3 separate regions of the Homo sapiens genome follow, and regions 2 and 3 are each linked to region 1. The links are chromatin loops, found by intact Hi-C in ENCODE. Cell type or tissue: endothelial cell of umbilical vein. All regions are shown on one strand.

Region 1 (2,500 bases):
AATGAGGATGAGAGCTCTGTCTTCTCCCCGCTAAGCTGTGTTCTGCCTTGTAAATTAAAATGCTCCTCCCATTGCTCAGTCCTGGGATTTGGTGCTAGGCAGCCCCTGCTGCTTAAGGTAATTAATGGATCCTTGGGGCCTACACCTGTTTCTGTGCTTAACGCAATTCAAGGCAGGCCCTTCATTATCAACTGAACACAACTGTTGGAAATGGAAGCAGAGAACTCTGTAGTTGAAAGCTGCTTCCAAATGAAGAGTACATTAGCACCGGGAAGCACTGCTCCAATTGAGCTGATCTGCCTACCACTCACTTTTCAGTGATGTGTGCTGTTTCTCATTCATGTTCAGATAGCTACTCACCAGAGTTATTCAAAACTTAATTTTAGGACTGAGGTGCGTCTTAGTGCTTCTTTCCATATCTGCTCCTCCTCTCGGCAAAGACCTCTGTCACTCATACTGAGTGCCATATTTACATGCCAAGATAAAAACCACACACTCACACCATCTAAGAAGGAAAGTGTATTTTTTCCTTTCAGCAGCCAGATTTTAAAAACAAACAAACAAACAAGCAAAGCAAACAAAAACAAAATCACAGCTGCTTATCCCATGATAAAATAATTGACTTAGCAAAAAGACAAGAGATGTAGTTAACTCAAAATTGTTTTCTTTCAGAGTGAAAGGCATGTTACCAGTATCCAGCTACTCTAACTGTAGTACTGGATAGCTTTCATTGTATACATTTTAGTGTACTTTAATCAACTTCAAATTGCAATGCTTAGAAAAGATTATTTTTATTACATATTTTGTGGATTGATAGTGATAGCTAATCCACTGTGTTTTTGCTTCAGCCCACTATGAAAATTGGATATTGAATCAGCTGGGAAAATGAATTCCTTACTGAGCATTTCAACTTAAACTTGGGTTCCAAGTGGATTAAACAGATGATGTTGTAACACTGTTATCAGCCTGACAGGAAATGCATAGAGACACCAGTCCTCGTTTCTTAAAGTGGAGGAGCCTCAGCTAGCAAATTGCCACTTATTAGCTTGTCTCACCTATAAAAGAGCCATGGAAGAGAAGTGCAAGAGAACTGAAGTGATTTCCTGATGACAGCAGGGGGTGCTCTCACTAGACTGAAGGACAGATACATTCTCAGAGCAGTAGGAAAGGAATAACACATTGCCTTACTACGACTCTATATGAGACTTTAGAAGTGCCTAATACCTGCCTGGAGCAAAAGAATTAATATGCTCTATTCCACGGCTCTGCCGTCTTCAACTTTGATAAATACTTAAAAATGTATTTTTGAAAAGTCATTAACTTCTGGAATATAGGATTCAGCCACCACACTTAGAATGTGTGAAACTGTGGTGCAATTTGTAACAGGATGTACACCACATTTTTAATCAGGGAATTGTGTTTTTTAAAGCTAAGAGACCTGTAGTGAATTAAGGCATTTGGCTCAGCCAAACATTCCAATCACGAAACGATCGAAGAGGAAATCTATAGAATCTTATTATAAACTTACAAAAAGGATAACTGTGGGTCTCGGCCATAAACTGAAGTAATACAGATGAACTGGACACATATGTTGCACAATAGGTGATTCAGAGCAATATAGCCTATGCTGTTTTATGATATGGAAAGCAATCAAATCTTATTTGCAAAAAATTCAGATCAATTGAATTTTAATGAGAAGCAGGTGCTGGAGTGTAGCATCCACAAAGAATTCTGGGAATGTTTAAAATTAGTCCCATATTTGCCAGGAGACAGTTGGGTACATAAACTTTTTTATTTCTTGATTCATGGGTCTATTCGGACTGTAGATTGCTCTGCCATTCTGAGTTCAGCAATTTGAATAAATTATGCTGAAAATCACTTGGTGGTTCATTTTGTGTGAAATTATATTTTCGCTGGAAAGGTTAATTTTGAAGGGAGCTTGAATGGCTGGAAATTGTGCAGCTGGGGAGTCTGCATGTTCAGAAGGCAGCAGTTATTAAAAGCGATTGCATTTCCTCCCAGATTTCTCCTGAGACCAGAATCAGTGGAGATGTTAAACCTTGCTTGACACCCCAGTTGGATAATTGTGGGTGTGGGAGCTAATCAGCAGAAGATGTCTCCTCAATTTAAATCTTGTCAGTTAGTCAAGATTAGGGCTTCCTGTACCGAGCACCATTAGGTTGGTTGCATATCAATGTGCTTGGAAAGATGTCCACAAAGCCCAACTGTAGCAGTAAGAAGTTAGTGGACATCAAAGATTGAGAAATTAAGCCACACCACTCCATAAACACAAACTGGAGGGCAAATTGGCAAAAACAAAGAAAAAAATAGATCCATGGGTGCGTATAAAAGCAGTATTATATCCACTCAAAGAAAGCAAACATGTTACCTAATCTTAGAAGTCTTTATGGCAGGTATGGGCAGCAATATCAAGCCAAAGCCACAAATGAGAACACTTGTTGGCTCTCCCTTGCAATGAAGCGAGAGAAGGCAACAGAAA
Region 2 (2,500 bases), 1.7 Mb after region 1:
TTTGCTGCAGTGTATTACAGTTTCTAATATAGTATCTTACTCAACATTCAATACATGCTTACTGAATGATAATCATAATGAACTACATTACACTTAAGCTAGTTTTTGCTATTCTGTTAATTTCACTTAATTTTTCTTATAATTTTTATAATAGATGCCTATTGCTAAAATATCATTTCTATCAGTTGAAACACTGACATGACATTTTGTTTTGCTAGACCCTATCTACACAAATAAATACTATTCATAGAATTTAATTTAAGGACCCATATTTTCAAGAAAAGCTTGTATAGAGCAAAACAAGCTCTTTTCAAGCCAGAAAATGAGATTGAGTGGTAGAGTCAAGGACCTCTAACTTTTGAGTTCACCATTGTATCTAGGAACTATCTGGTAACATGCCTTAACTGCCAGGATAGGAAATGAATATGTCGTATAACTTACTTAGAAGTCCTAGGCCGTGGAGAGCTGTATAAATTAAACTGAACACCTAGAATGACTGTTGGAAGCCAGAGCTATGCACAGAGCATCTGTATAATGTGCTCTGTGTGGTTGGCATTGCTAAACAGACAAGCTGTCACATTCATTCTAGCTGAATATTCTAGGGCTCTTCCTCTGTCAACCAAGGTAGAGGACATGGCAGTAGTCAAACCTCAAGGTGACAAAAACCTAAAGTAGTGTGGTAAGCCCTGTATTAGAGGGGAATTTACAAGTGTAGGTAGGGAGAGGCATCTTTTTCCACAGCATCTATATCATAATCCAAATGCATCCTTGGACTGAGAACATCCCTATTAAAATAAAGGCATATTCTGTAATGACAGGGACCATACTCAGTAAATCTAGATCTTAACAAAATCAAAATCTCTAGATAGGGTCCTATTAAATATTTCTAAGCAAAACAAAAACAAATATTTCGAATACTGCAAGCATTTAATGGGGGAAATGAATAACATTGTGAAATTCAACAAAGAATGTTACCATCAATTTATTAACACAAAGGTTAAATGAATATATTTCAATTTATTAAAAAAGAAAAATAGTCTATTTAGGAAAAAATATTATATGTATTTCTTATTCCAAAGAAGGAAGAAATTAGTTGTTTTTAATTTTTATAAATATTTTCTTTTTAAGCAAAGAAAGAATGATAATCCTTAAATGGCAGGTGTATGGCTTTAGGAGACATTCTATGAATTATGGCTATTTGGTGCCACCTAGTGGTAAAGGGCTTTTAAAAATCAATTTGTGTTACTTCTGCTTTTAGAAAATTGGTAGTGAGAAACAACTTATAGATGGCTGAATGGCCACCTAAAAGAGATACAAATTAAGACAGAATTCATTTGATACTCCTAGACATTAACTAAAATTGGCTGTTACACTCAACACTGGAGTGACATCTGGTTTGACTGAGATAGAATGTTTTATGCCTAAAAGAGCTGATTTGAGGTTGACAGCTTTTTATTCGATTCTATTTTTATTTTTCGATTGGTTGGTTTCTAAAGTCAAGGCTATAGATATGATTGATGTAAAGTTGGAAATGATGTACTATCGCATAATTATTATAATATTATCAATATTATAAATGACATACTTGTGTCATTCTGTGGCCAGAGTGAAACTAACATATGCCTTATAGCATATGGAAGACTTAAAAGTGCCAGATATTATTTTCAGAATTCAGGATGGGCATGCCAAATTTAGTGACCATACCATTATAGCCTCCAGACCAAGCACTTATTTGTTTTTGTTTTTTTTTTTAAGAGAACCTGTTCCAGTCACAGCTGCCAGAAGGAGCAGATGCACAAACCATTGGTCTTCCCTGGGGTACAGTTCATTGAACTGTTTATCATGAATATTCATTATAAGCCAAGAATGAAGCAATACAATGGAATGTCAAAGCCATTTTCAAGTTATGGAATCCACAAAGAAAGAGAATAAGGCAATTCTTTAGAGAAGTCAGAATAGTGGGGCCATGTGTAGAGAATAACAAAGACGAGGGACCTATAATTTATGAGAGAAACGGGTAATCTTATTTTTTGACTTTCAATGCCAGTCTTCCTGTGCCCCAGCTTTTGGCTTTGTTTCTTATTCTTGGTTGTCCCTGATAATGCCTTCCAATGACTGCCTTCTTCCATGACCTGGAGGTTTTTGATTCTTTCAACCAAATGATCCCACAGTATAAAGGTATGTTTCAAATATGGTGAAATGGATTTCATCAAATGGGAATGATAGCTTTCATAAAATATTTATGAATATTGGCTTGTTACCAGGTATAGAATATTTGACTGAAATTTTAATGTTACACTGAATTTTAAATCCTGAATTTTGCTTTTGATAATATTTCTTAGATGTGTATTTTTCTCCTGTATTTCCTATTCAGCAAGTACCTATTGTTGCCTCATTAAGTATTTGTGTGGAGTGTGTAATGCACACTGCTGTTCCTGGCATGGGTTTCCAGAAGTCCTAGATTGGTTGGGTTTATGTGACTGATGGATGTAGAATTATA
Region 3 (2,500 bases), 320 kb after region 1:
ATTATGCTGCAAATGGAAACCCCCAACATAGAAACATATATTCAGCGTTTGAACTGAGAGTTTGTATAGACTTTTCCACACCCTATTCTAAAGTTTCACTCTCACTTTAATTACTAACTTCTACTTGCCTTATAACATCCTAAATCCAGTCTCTGATCACTATCACCTCCTTATTGTTTTATAACCCAGTTTCTGCCGTTAATGGCATATATTATATCTGAGAGCTGCACAGAGCAGTGAATGTTCTGGTTACCCTTGGATTTATAGAGATTTACTCAAACTGCCGCCTGGTCTCTTGACCTGTCAACAGTCAGGGGCGGATCAACAGAACTCTTCTCTTCACTGTGGGTTAGACAAAAGCCACTGACGAAATTCACTTCCAACCACATAAAGTTCAAAGGCACTGGCCTGAGTGGTCCAAGTGTTTATTCAGGAACATGTGGATCTGATGAGTGTGAGGAGATTGGTGCAGTATGGCTCAGATGCAAGTCATTGAGTATAATTGATTTTTAATGGGCTGGCTACCTGCCACCAGATGTTCATCAATTAGGTACGCTTTAAAAATCAACACAGCTGCTTATTTCATGCTGACTATCCAGTCGCTGAGGTATTGTTACATAGAATAAGTCATATCCGTGCTGGGTGATCTTACTTTTTTTGCTCTTGACCAGTCATGATCTAGGCCTACAATTATTAATAGCATCTCCTTTCTCTCTCTCAAAATGTCCTGGTTTGAATAATAAATCACATGGGCATTTACCTATTTGTCACACTCTTTCATGCACTGTACAAAGTAAATTAGACATAGGTCTTGCCCTCTAGCATCAAATAATTCATGTTAACATCATACAAAAAACAGGTCTTACCTCTGAAAATCATTAAATTTCAGCACTAACAGGAACTTTGAGATTGCATTTAGTCTAATGCTTCTTAAGAACTGGTTTGTGAATTGGTGAATTAATCTTTACCAACTTGCTTCTGCTTCTCCTGAACATATTTGCAAACATCATCTCAATGTCCTCCTTTGATTCTTCCTTGCTGTTTCTCTCAACTCTTCTAGACTCTCTCTGGGGCTACCTTATTTCCTCATGTGACTAGTAAAGCTCATGTCCAGGGAAGATCTTTCTCTCCTTTGAATCAATGTCTCCTCTACAACAATCTGATTAAATGACCTTATTGTTCATTATATTGGAATGTACAATCACTTTTAGGTAAAAGCAAATATCCATCCTAAAATATTTTGTAAGATAATTTAATTTTGTATCTATAAGGAAGAAGACAGTGTTTTTATAAATGGATTTTCTACCATCTTAGTTATGTTATTTTGTTTATGTTATTTTGTATGAGAATATTAAAACTTTTTTTAAAAACTTTTAACCCTCTTCATGCTACACTGTGCTATTTTAGATAAGTGTCGACTGGATAATTTTGACTAGGTCTAGCCCAGTCCCTACTTAGGAGACCACGTTTCCCTTCTGAATCTCCATTGATCTCCAGGAAGTATTTGCCCTCTAGTGGCTGCAGGCTCTAATATTTAGCACATATATATATTTTTTACTCTTTTTAAATTTAATTTTGATATTTATCAAAATAATAGTTATAGAGGATTTAAAAAATCATATTCTCCTAATATCTGTAATGAAATACAGAAGTGCCATTTCCCATGGCAATCACTTTCAATCTTTTAGTTATTCCTTTTGCAGTTACCTTCATATTCCTAAATAATGTATTTAACTTGCTATTTTTAAAATTTTTTCTATTTTAGAATTTTTCTTCTTTTAGAAGGGGAATTTTTTTTTTGCAACAATCCTCTCACAGACATATTGTCTTTGTTCTCACAATTTTTGGTTAATTTGGTTCTCAAAATTTTTGGTTAATTAAATACCACAATTTTTGGTTAATTAAACAATCAGGGTCAATACTAGGTTATGACTTGGTAAATTTTGTTAAAGTTTGGCTGGGTAGTAAATTATGATCATATTTTCTTTTCTAGGCAATCTTTTCTTATCTCAAAAACTAGCGATTATCTTGTTGTCTCTTCAGTTTTAATTTTGTTTGTTTAGTTTTCTGTGTATCTATCATAAATTTGGCAACCCTAACTTTCTCCCAAACCTATAAATCTCTCAATTCATTCTTGGGTAATCTGTAAGTTCCTTTTTATGTTGCTTGAAATAGCCTCACGAAGAGTTGGTCCTCCTATTCCAATCTGTACCCTCAGGAAGAAGGCTTTGCTGTTGTTGCTATGGTTGTGTTTTCTCCTCTCATCCAGTGTCACTGTTGATAAATCTAACGCCATTTTGATACCTGTCCTTTTGAATGTGAACTGCTTATTTCACTCATTTAGCTTTGTTTTCTTCCACACTGGATACTCTTAGCTGTCTCTCTTTAAACCTAGCATTCTGAGATTTCATAATGATGCCCCCTGCTATAGGTCTTATTGCATTCATTGTGTTCAAAGTTATTGGATACTTTTGATTTGAAATTTACATTCTTTGTGTCC

Evidence for each region. Peaks named below come from ENCODE experiments on the same cell type or tissue, not always from the same donor. Only the 100,000 strongest peaks of a DNase experiment are listed, where the experiment ranks them.
Region 2: a loop joins it to region 1, with 5 times the contacts of the local background. A loop is called at or near these places in 2 of 110 quality-filtered maps.
Region 3: a loop joins it to region 1, with 3 times the contacts of the local background. A loop is called at or near these places in 10 of 110 quality-filtered maps.

What each region holds. Positions count from the first base shown.
Region 1 is chr7:115,678,720-115,681,219 of GRCh38, reverse strand. LOC100506489 (a long non-coding RNA gene) reads left to right here. Exons shown (of 2, transcript NR_187628.1): 2 at 849-1,875. Among named protein-coding and RNA genes, the nearest start is that of SNORA25B, 99 kb to the right of the region's middle. In endothelial cell of umbilical vein, a CTCF peak has its summit at 1,098 (motif pointing right); a DNase peak (open chromatin) is centred at 1,119.
Region 2 is chr7:114,025,404-114,027,903 of GRCh38, reverse strand. No RefSeq gene overlaps it. Among named protein-coding and RNA genes, the nearest start is that of PPP1R3A, 110 kb to the right of the region's middle. In endothelial cell of umbilical vein, a CTCF peak has its summit at 1,195 (motif pointing left); a DNase peak (open chromatin) is centred at 1,223.
Region 3 is chr7:115,355,351-115,357,850 of GRCh38, reverse strand. No RefSeq gene overlaps it. Among named protein-coding and RNA genes, the nearest start is that of LINC01392, 130 kb to the right of the region's middle. In endothelial cell of umbilical vein, a CTCF peak has its summit at 1,485 (motif pointing left); no DNase peak of the experiment used is centred here.